2 separate regions of the Homo sapiens genome follow, and region 2 is linked to region 1. Evidence: chromatin loops called from intact Hi-C (ENCODE). Cell type or tissue: ascending aorta. All regions are shown on one strand. Each heading gives the region's core, and the rest is flanking DNA. Links, peaks and the distances in the headings are about the cores only.

Region 1 (5,381 bases), core at 299-5,298:
CACCTTCTGGGCCATCACAGTAATTTGATTGAAATGAAAAGCTGGTATTTTTCTGACAAGAGACCTACTAGAGAGCTGAAAGAGTAAGGGCTGAGGGAGTCAGGAGCCCCCAAGATGGATATCCAGGGCCTCTTAGGTAAAGTGTGGCAGGTGGAGCCTGGTGCCAGGGGCGGCAGATCCTGGGACAGCTTTGCCCTATGAGGTAACAAAGCAGTTCCTCATAGGGGAGCAGACCAGAAGGATTCATAGTTTCTAACCATTTGTTATTTTGGATTTCCTCCCAAGATAATTCTGGTTAAATCAAGAGTTTCATACATAGGATGCTGAATGGGAATTTGACCCTTTTTAGACCACTATATATATATATATATCTTTTGCTTTAAATACCAACAGGATTATATTCTCGGAATCAAGGGATCATGGACACTTTATTAAATTATATTTAGCTAGGGAGTTTTCCAAAAAAAAGCAAGCTGGACTTGTGATGGAAAAATTTAAGTACCGTGTAAAGCAAAAAGAATTAGACTGTGAATGCCTTGTCAACAGGGATTTTTATTTTGTTATTAATTCATCTATTCAACAAATATTTATCAAGTATCTTCAAGGTGCCAAGCACTGTGCTAGGATCTGGATGTATAACACTAAGTAAGGCAGACTAAAAAGTTATGGCCCTCAGGTAATTTAATCTTGTTAATCTTTATATCCTCGTTGCCTGACACAGTGGCTGACATGCAATAGTCCCTCAATAAATGACTGTTAACTTGAGTGTGAAGTATGCCCAAGTGCATCCTTTTCATCTGTGTTTTTAAGCCTTGGTAAATCTGCACCTTTGATTGAGCCTTACTGTGCAAATAATACTATTAGTAACAACTGTAGCAGCTAATGTTTATTTAATAAATGTCAAATGATTTACATTCATTAGCTCATTGTCTCAGGGCATTTATCTATTTGACCTAGGATTTCTAAAGATATTTTTAGGCATGTTTAAAACCTATCTACCTTTTTTACAGAGTTTCAATTAGCGTGTAGTTTGGTCTAGGCCATTGTAACTTATTTTGAATCCTTTTCCCCAAACCATAATTTGACAATGAAATCCCATTTTAAGCACATAGTGGGAACACAAACAAGTTCTGATTGAGTGAACTGGATGCAATTTTAAAATGATATTATCAGGAGGCTTATCTAGCTAGATCATGAGTCAAGTCTCAGATCTGTATGTTAATGATTTGAAGTCATTAGTCAATGCTGTTTTGCTATATGTGTCCGCTGGACTTTTAATTTTTTTTTTATTTTTAGTAAGATTCTATCAGCACTGTTTTGATGAAATATTTAAAATAAAACAATAGTAATTGTTCTACATCAGTCAGTGCAGTTCTGCAAAGTAACTGTAGCTTCTTGCGCCATTTTGTTAGGAGCTTGTGGATTATATCATGTGCACAACCAACAACATAAAACCTTTAAAAATACAGAACTCAGGGTACTTGAATGTTTATAAAGTATTTTAAAATTAATTTTTAATGAGTTTTAATATTTTAATATTATACTGGATTTTAAGTAAGAAAGTTGTTCTTGTATTAGGCAGTGGTGTACAATATTACTTCATGGGATAATGTTTAATTAAAATACACTAATTTATGTGTTTGTTTATTAGCTCTATCCCTAAAGCAGAGAGAACCTCTTCACAATTTTATGAAAAATGTAAATGAGGGTTTTGGCACCACTAATACAGTTAAATTAGAATAGGTAAAAATGTATGCTTCTACTTTCATAACTTTATAAAAAAGCACCTTAAAATGTTGATTTGACATACAATAAAGATCACTTTCCAGTGAAAAGATTAAACTCCCATGAAAACAACCTTCTATTTTTCTAATTTCCTTTTGACTTTATTAGGTTTTACCTGATTTGTTCTTGTCTCAAAACATTTTCCCTTGTTTCTGTAATTGTTGGAGTCATTTTGATGCAAGGATATTATAGTCAGTTTTTTTTTTTTAACATTTGGAAATGGTTAGCTACCCTTGCTGAATATGGCCCATTTTGAGTATTGGTGTAACAAATGAGAAACACCTTATTGAATAGTATATATTCTTTGCTGGTTCCTCTTATCCCCAACTAAGATTTTATGTTCCTCAAGATTTGGGCTTGGTTTTTGTAAACTTTTGCAGTGGTTTTAAATATTCATCATGTTTTAGAAATTAGCAATTATATTATAGCCTTAACCTTATTATGAAACTTACTAGTTTCTTTTTCCTTTTTAAAATAATTGTTTAAATCCCTTGATATAGACAAGGGGAAAAAAATGAGAAGGCATGTCATACTCCAGTTTTTCAGAGTTTTATTTAAGTGTTCTAGATACCAGCACACAAACACCTGCTGTTTTTACTGTTCTGGGTGTCATAGAGACACCTTCAGTAGCAACATGTTTCTAGCAGAAAATAAAACAGATTCAAACTACATTCAAAGGGGGAATGCCATGAGATATTTTCTCTCCATTCTTCCTTTGTTAGTTATTTATATTCACACATCTTCACTTAACTACATTCCTTAGTAAACAGCTTGCGGGGGGTTGATATTTGTTAATGAACTGTCAATAAACACATGTTCTCTCGACTTCTTAAAAAAAGACTATATTGGGGTTGAGTGTGCTGGTTTCCAATTCCTGTTCACGCCATGGAGACAGAGAGAGGAGTCTTGGCTGCGGATCTGGCCTCAGAGCTGGGCACGGCTTGCGATCACGTGGTGGAAGCACAGCTTTTGTGCAGGGAGGAAAGTGGCAGATTTTGATAGAGAGCGTGCCAGCAGTTATTAGGAAGAAATCGGGAAGTGTTTGGAAACAGGGCTGCTAGCATTCCCAACAAAGCTGGAGAAGTCTCTCCAAAGAACAAAAGGCAAGCACACGTTCAGGGTGAGGACTTTCTTCTCTGTTGACATATGAGACGTGAAGTGAGTCAGACGCTGACCCAGGTTTGGAGAGAGGACAAATAATAATATCTTTGTTGAAGGAAATGGGGTCTAGTCATTTTCTTTTCTTCCTCCTGTTATTATTCTTTCTTTGCCTTCTCTTTTTCTCTCTATGGCTGAACATCTCTACTCAATTGCCTAATGAAGTCCTTCTGACTATAAAATACCAACGGAGAAGAACCTCGGTCATTTGCAAACAAAAAACAAAAAACAAAACACTCCCAGTGACTTGTGGGTAGAGGAAAGCAATGATGCTGCAAGCAGAGAGTGAACGCAGGGAAGGGGCCAGAGAATGACCTTTGCATTTTGGGCACCAACCTAAAGTACAAATGAATAAGAGAAACTTAGAACAGCCTTAAATAAAACTATTTATAATTTGATTAGCGTTATTACTGCCTTCTCTTCACTTTGAATCAAATTATCTCAAGAGCAACAATTCTGGAAATTTTTGCTTTAGAAAAAGAAAAAAAAAGTTGAATTTCCCAGTATCCTTGTCTGCTTTTTTTTTTTCCTTAAAAATTTCATGCATTGTTAGGGAAGAAAAGTCTAGTCTAACTCACAAATGCATCCTTATTCTCATGTATATTTGATACCGGCCCCAGTCTAATCTGATAAAGTGCACTTTGCCTGTGGTGTCTTACAATAAGCTGGCTGCATTAGTGCCGGGAAAAATCAATACCGATTTATAATTTACCATCGCAAAAACCTATCACTTTTTATGACCCTCCATCCTGGCTCATTAATATTACATTAAAACACACACACCCACTGCAACAGGGGGAAATTGTAGCTTGTCAGGTTTACAGCCATAAAGAAACCTTTAATTGGGCTTAGTTTGGGAATTCAGGCACAGATTTTGTTTATTTGTTTTATTTTTAATGTATGATATTTACCTTAAGTGAATTTTAAGATAATGTGTAATATACCTATCTATTTCTCTGAAAAGAAAGGAGAAAAGCATGTCGCAGAAATTCTGACATCCACTTTCATATAGATCTTATACATTTTAATAGTCTCTAATAGCATTCTTCTCTGTTTTCCTATAGTCTCCAAACCTTTTTCACTTTCTTCTTTTTTCTCTTTGTGTGAGTGTGGATTTCTTTATGCTGAAACATTCCAGCTGATGGTATTTCTCTTATCTTTTTGGCTTGTCATAGTTGATATTTATCCTTCCCACCTCAGATCAGGAAGAAGCTAAATGCCACCTTTTGCATTGTCTGTCTCTCAAAGAAAGGATGCATATTTGATTTTTCTTCTACACCGAATGGAGAATATTACACTGACCCTGCTTGGAAACTGAGTGATTCTCCTAGTGCTTGTTCTTTCCCAAAAGAGAACTGTGGACTCTCTCTCTGTGTGTGTGTGTGTGTGTGTGTGTGTGTGTGTGTGTGTATGTGTGTGTGTGTGTGTATCTTCAATTCTTTTACCTTCAAGAAACCCCCAAAGAAAAATCAAACAATAGTCTTTCCTTAATCAAGCCTATTAAGCAGCTTTGCCCTCATATGTTTTTAGACTTAAAAGTCTTATATCTAAATTCTTTCCAGATAATGTAAAAAAAAAAAAATGATGTCACTGTTTATGTTGGCAGCGGCAAGGTGCTCTATTTATTTCATACTATTCAAATAGTTTCCAGGGAATTTTTCCTGTAAAAATCATGAACAGAACTTACCACATGGCTTGCCCCTTTCCCTTGCTGCCTTAAAGGTTAAGGCTTCTGCCCCTTCCAACCTTAAAAAGAGGCAAAATGAAGTGTAAAGCAGATCCAAAAAAATAAATAAATAAGGGAAGGGGGAAATTCAGTGTGTTCTCAAGTGTGCAGTAGTTCCACACCATGCAGCAAATACATGTCGTGATTGGGTTTTTAAAAGACATCCGCCTGGCCCCTGACTGACAGGGCCTATTGATTTTTTAGGTTTCTGCCGTCATCGGTTTCCAGCCTCACAGCGGCCGCATGTCGGGGGTCAGGGCGCACCGGGGCGCAGTGAGCCAGCCCTCGCCACTTCCCAAAGTGAAGGGCCGCTGAAAGAAAATCAATCATGTCATAAGTGAGAAGCATCAAAAATTTTCCCCCTGTATGGCCAAGGCCCATCAGCCTGTCTCCACTCAGTAGCTAAGGTTAGGCATCTGTCAAGTCAAGACTAGGTGAAAAGTATTAGAAATGCCAGTTTACCCACGGGTAGACCGTGTGGGTGTGAGGCAGCCTCTTCCCTTTGTCTGGCCATCCCGGGATGACAGGGTTGGCGTTTTCACTTAATTTTTGAGTCAGAATCACCCATTTTCCCTTCCTTTAGCCTTTGTGTGTGTGTATGTCTCTTTCTCTCTCCTCCCTCCTCCTAAGGCAGGGCGGGTTGAGGCCTGGTACCCTGTTTATTTAAGAACCAGTGAAAAGTCAAAGTGGATGCATTCCCAGGCAGCCCACT
Region 2 (5,381 bases), core at 308-5,307, 280 kb after region 1:
TTCAAGGCCTATTTACCTCCAACTACCACTCTGTTAACTGTGCATGGTTCTGTTTTTTAAAGCCGACTCCTAAAAGACCTCTTCCCCAGCAGCACTCCCTTAGTCTCCTCCGGTTACTACACGCATATTTATTCCCCAAGAACTAAGCACGGCCATGTCACATGGTGGTGATAATGGTGAACACAGCCACTGACTAGGAGGGCTTATTCCCAGCCTGGCTCCCAACCACCCTTAAGGTAGCTTGTCTGTTGTCCCTGTTATACAGATGCAGAAACTGAGACTGAAGCTAAGGTGGCTTGTCCCCATTTACACAACTAGCAAACAAGGAAGCCTGGGCTTTAAGCCCAGACAGATTGACTGGACTATGTTAAGCCCCTATGCTATATTACATTTCTATATTCAAGTCACTAGGTTAGGCACAAGAGGGCTACAAAATCCTGCCCTCAAAATCTTTCCCTGTATTAGGGGAGACATGACACCAAAGTAAATAAGGAAGATCTGTCTGGGAAAGGCTGGGCACCCAGCTGTGGAAGTACAGAGGAAGGAAAGATGAAGGAGAATTCAGAACAGGCTCAAGGAGGAACAAGTGGGATTCAGGGCCAGGGAGATGGGGGCAAGGGGCACTTTCAGCAGAAAGACTGAGGACAACCTTAGCCAAGAAGCAGAGACAGACATGTCCTGGATAACATGCGGTGACCAGTAGGATTCACAGATTCTATCATGATTCCAGCTGGCTTTGTCTCCCAGGTAGATAAAACGTTTGAAAAGTTACCATATATCTGAGGGTTTTTTTTTTTTTTTTTTGAAAAAGCAACTCTAGTCTCAACTTCTGGAGCCTCACAAAATGTCCTGTTAAAAAATAAAAATATGGTAGTCAAAAACATTTAGAATGTGGTGCTCCCTGGATCACTATCTTGGAGATCCACAATTAAAGTCTCTGGGGCATCCTGCAGTTAAATAAAAATGACTATTTCATTTAGTTTGGCAAACTTGTTTGCCTACAGAGTCCTTTTCTGCATGTTAAGAACACTTAATGTCATATGAAAAACTTTGGAAAATGCAACTATATTTTGGATTTAAAGAGAAAAATGCAGAGATACCTCTTTCTATTCTTATGCAGGTGAAGTAATTGATAAATCCTGGTCCCAGACTACCTAACTGTGTCTGTTTTCCAGAGCCAAAGACTTGAGTCACCAACTATGCTCAGTCTTTGTCCATGGAGATGTCCTCTCCTTTCTCCTGAAGCTTATGCTGCTTAGAGCTTGGGTTTCAGGCAATTTAGGCCTCAGAGGACTTCATTTATTCAAGACAGAGGCATCCCCAAGAAGGCTGTTACATGCCATTGGAACCCCCGCTGATGTAGTGATTCTAAACCTTAGCCATGTCCTGGACAGTCTACGCATGAAAAATTAAAAACAAAAAGGCCAGAGTAATTTCACAAAAGTAGTATCCATATACTGATGTTTTTTCTTTTCCACCTTGCTGAAGCTCAGGCTGGCTCTTCTCAACCCTAGATATCATGCAGCCCAGGACCAAATCCTATGGAATCGTCATTTTTTCCATGCACATATTCAGTCGGTGCAAGATTTACCCACTCACTTACCCCCCTGTTCCTGATTAGCTCATAATTCTTTTTTTTTTTTTTTTTTTTTTTTTTTTTTTTGAGAAGGAGTCTCCCTCTGTAGCCCAGGCTGGAGTGCAGTGGCGCGATCTCGGCTCACTGCAAGCTCTGCCTCCCAGGTTCATGCCATTCTCCTGCCTCAGCCTCCTGAGTGATTAGCTCATAATTCTTACACATGTGGTGGTTTGGGTACGACCACATTCCACCCTCTCACTCCAAACCCTCCCAGCTCTGCAGAACTTTGTTTTGTCTTTGTTTTTATCAAAAATATGGAAACGGTAATGAAAAATGCATTGCCTCTCAAAGCAATAGTTTTCTGAGCTTCTGTCAGAGAACATGATCATCCAGCTGCTGGGGAAAATGGCAGAGCCACCATGGTCTTGTGATGTCTTGGCACATGGTGCTGAGAGGGTGGTGTCCTCATGGGAATCTTTATGCACTCCACTTGGGCAAGTTAGCATGCCAATGGCATTGCTGGAACATTCCAAGCTCCAGACACCCATCCCTCTCACCCACATAATCTTCAGATTGCAGCACAGATATAAGAAAAACAACTCCTAAAACTCAAGATCTTCAGGCAGTTTTGCAGTGGAGTTTCTCTATTAAAAGGGCCTCTTTGGAGGTATCTAGGCTCAGAGGCCACAGGCAGGGATCTTTTCCCATAATTTACTCAACCGCAAGGGTTCTGCCCTTGGAGTTTAGGAAGTCATGATTGGGATTTAGAGAACAGTAATGCTTTGATATTACATGCAAAATTCTGGGTGTAGGCAACATGGGCCTTAGAATGTTCCAGAAATGCTGTGGCATGCTGTCTTGCCCAAGTAGGGTACATGAAGATTCCCCATGAGGATACTCAGCACTGTGTGCCAAGACATCACAACCTCTTTTGAAGAGAGGTTCCATAGCTCCCATTAGACTCTCAGAGAAGTCTGTCGGCTGATGAAGGCGAGGTAGGAAAGTAGGAGTGGGCCAAACCCACCCCCTAGACCCATATATTTGTTTTTAATTTCAATTTTGTGCTATCATGTATAAACTTGGCTATTTCTTTTTTTAAAAAAACAAAGTCTAAATCTCTAGCTTCTCTTGAAACATTTGAGAAGATCAGTGGCTGTGAGCAGGCATTCCTGCCCAGTGGCATTTGGTGGGAGCTGAGTCACTGCCCAGGCATGCCCTTGGCATCATCACCTCCATCCTCACTTACGCACCCAGGGGATTCACTCACTGCTGTTCGCAGCCTGGGCTCTTGGGATGCTGGAGTTTGCAGCCCCAATGGTCCAAAATAAAAAGCGCTGTTAACTATGAACTGGTACATCAGTTAGCTTTGCTTTAGAACTTTTAATGTGGCCCTAAGTGGAGGCTTAATCTAGTTGATCTAACACACTATTTGGGTACCAAAAGCCTGCTTAGATTTTTTTTTTTTTTTTAATTCTGGCCATTCAAATGGGATGTTTTCACAGACCAGCTAATAAATGTTGGCTGGACCCACCAACCAAATTAGCTTTTTCCTTTGCTTTGAATCATATTGATACTGCCTGAGTTGTGTGACTATACTATAGGGAACTGCTCTTTAATGCCAGGCACGCAGAATAGATTTTGGTGGAAAGCGAAAGTAGACTTGCACCTTTTGCCACAGGCTTAAAACTCCCGCTGTCTTTAATAAAGGTGCCTGGACCCACCTCCAGCCCAGATGAAAAGATCCTTGGGGAGGCAGAGCCATGCTGGGCTGTCACACAGCAAAGACTCCCCTGCGCCTCCTTGCCTTTGGAGTGATAGCATCTCGAATTCTCCAGTTAAGGCTTGGATTGAAATACTGAGCTCCTGGTTTCAGTCAAACCTAGGGCTCACTTGAATCTTAGGGGGACTGCATTTCCAACTGATCTCAAGTCTTTGGGGGTTTAAGTTGGTCTGCGTTTGGCAAAAGACAACTTCCTGTTTCTAAGAAAAAAAGGCTTATGAGGGCTTACAGAAAGGACTCCAGGAGCTTTTGGGCTGCAAAAAGGCTCTTGCAAAACAACATTTGGATGATTTACGTGTAAATGAATCAGAAACATGTGGATTGAATTTCCTTGTGAATACAGATGGGTTTAAAAATTAACGGAAAAAGTGTTTGGCAAAATACTTTTTGGGTTTCATTTTAATTGAATCTAAAATACCAGGGGTGGGGGTGGGGAAGCCGGAGGAACGTGGGGGTCTTGGGGCTAAGAGCCCAGGGTGGCCTCCCTGTGTCCACTTGCAGGATTTGTGGTACTGGGGTTCGCTTTTTTTTTTTTTTTTAAAGGCACATTCTTCCAGAATAGTAAACTAAGAGGGCCACTTCCTAGACACAGTCATCACTGACAAGAACACTAATTAATTTACGTTTAGATTTGCCATAAAAAGAAAGCAATGACTCTCTCTGCCTGACAAGACACTTAACCGTGATTGGGAGCCAAAGACGGCTGCCCCTTGCTTGTAATGTCAGCATCTCTCTCACTTTGACATGTTTCAAAGGTGCCACCCTGTTTTAATTTTCTTAGTTATCCTTTTATTCTTCCCAGCAATCACACAAAGTGTGCCACATGGGATGGTGCCTATTTGACATAAGAGCAAATACACCTCAGAAAAGTTAAGCAATTAACACAAGGTCACACAGCTAGTTTAGTAGCAGAAGTGATGGGTTAAAAATCCCAGCAGCTAACGTCTATCAGGTCCTCACTAGGAGCTGAACCCAGGCTAAGCACTTTGCATGTGTCATTTTATTCACCTCTCCAATAACCCTAAGTGTTGCTGTGATTCTAGCTACAGAAGCTGAGCTTCACAGCAGAAAAGCCAGAGGTGGGACTCAGGCCTATCTGATTCTGTGTTCTCTAAATACCACTATCTGCGACCTCCTAGCTTTGAATGCTTTCAACAATTTTTGGTTACCTCAAACAGGCTTCTTTTTTCCCAGGATCTCACTCCAGCTTCCCCAGGCTACAGTTTTCTAGGAAATATGGTCAGATCATTCCCGAAACGTTGAGTGAAGCCGTGATATGGAAGACATTCTGCAGTTTCATGCAAACCTGTCTTCTCCTCCCAGCTATGCTTTCTCCCAACTTTATGTTCCCAGTGAACAAGGCCTGCTGTAGCTGGCATTTCCTTCTCCCAGCTTAAGGACCTAAGCAAAGGCACTCAAGATTTCTGCTCTGTGGCTTAGTTTTTGTGCTAATACAGAGGATAGGGAATGCCAAGTTTTTTGTAGAAACTGCTTGCAGTTTGGATGGACCACTTCTTTATATTTTGGGTGTGAAGGGGAGGGAAAAAAGAGTGACAAAGTGAAAATTCTCACTATTTTGCAAGGTTCGAAGCTGCAACTTTCCCAGTGGTATTCAAACTATGCAACTTTCCAGTTATGCCTTAAAATTGAAATCAGATTTGGAGAGATGTTTAGGATATTTTGTTCTGTTAAAGACACATACCCATGCTGATTTATTATAATTTTTAATAAAGCACATGTATATTTTATAACGAAAATTCATTCCAGAGAAGATGAGAGCAAATTTGTGGCTAATAGTCGAACAACATAGTTGTGTGTGGGTGTTTTTTTTTTTTTAGTCTTCATTATTTTTCTCAGTGAGAAGTTTGAACGCAAAGAAACCATTGACTTCTGTCTTTTCTTTCATAGCGATATCTGGCATGATTGTTCCTCCTATGTGAAAGAATTGCCTTGAAGAATTGTATTAATGAAGAGGTTGGATTCTGCTACAGAGAGTAATCTGATACAAGTCCCAGAGTGGAACTT

Evidence for each region. Peaks named below come from ENCODE experiments on the same cell type or tissue, not always from the same donor. Only the 100,000 strongest peaks of a DNase experiment are listed, where the experiment ranks them.
Region 2: a loop joins it to region 1, with 2.6 times the contacts of the local background. A loop is called at or near these places in 3 of 110 quality-filtered maps.

Annotation. Positions count from the first base shown.
Region 1 is chr5:158,977,770-158,983,150 of GRCh38, reverse strand. All of the region lies in intron 6 of EBF1 (EBF transcription factor 1), which reads left to right. Among named protein-coding and RNA genes, the nearest start is that of EBF1, 120 kb to the left of the region's middle. In ascending aorta, for the core only: no CTCF peak of the experiment used is centred there; DNase peaks (open chromatin) are centred at 2,770 and 5,290; H3K4me3 peaks cover 1,613 bases; H3K27ac peaks cover 4,323 bases.
Region 2 is chr5:158,699,026-158,704,406 of GRCh38, reverse strand. EBF1 (EBF transcription factor 1) reads left to right here. Exons shown (of 16, transcript NM_024007.5): 16 at 5,265-5,381. The coding sequence ends at 5,296. Among named protein-coding and RNA genes, the nearest start is that of LINC02227, 290 kb to the right of the region's middle. In ascending aorta, for the core only: no CTCF peak of the experiment used is centred there; a DNase peak (open chromatin) is centred at 2,786; H3K27ac peaks cover 4,430 bases.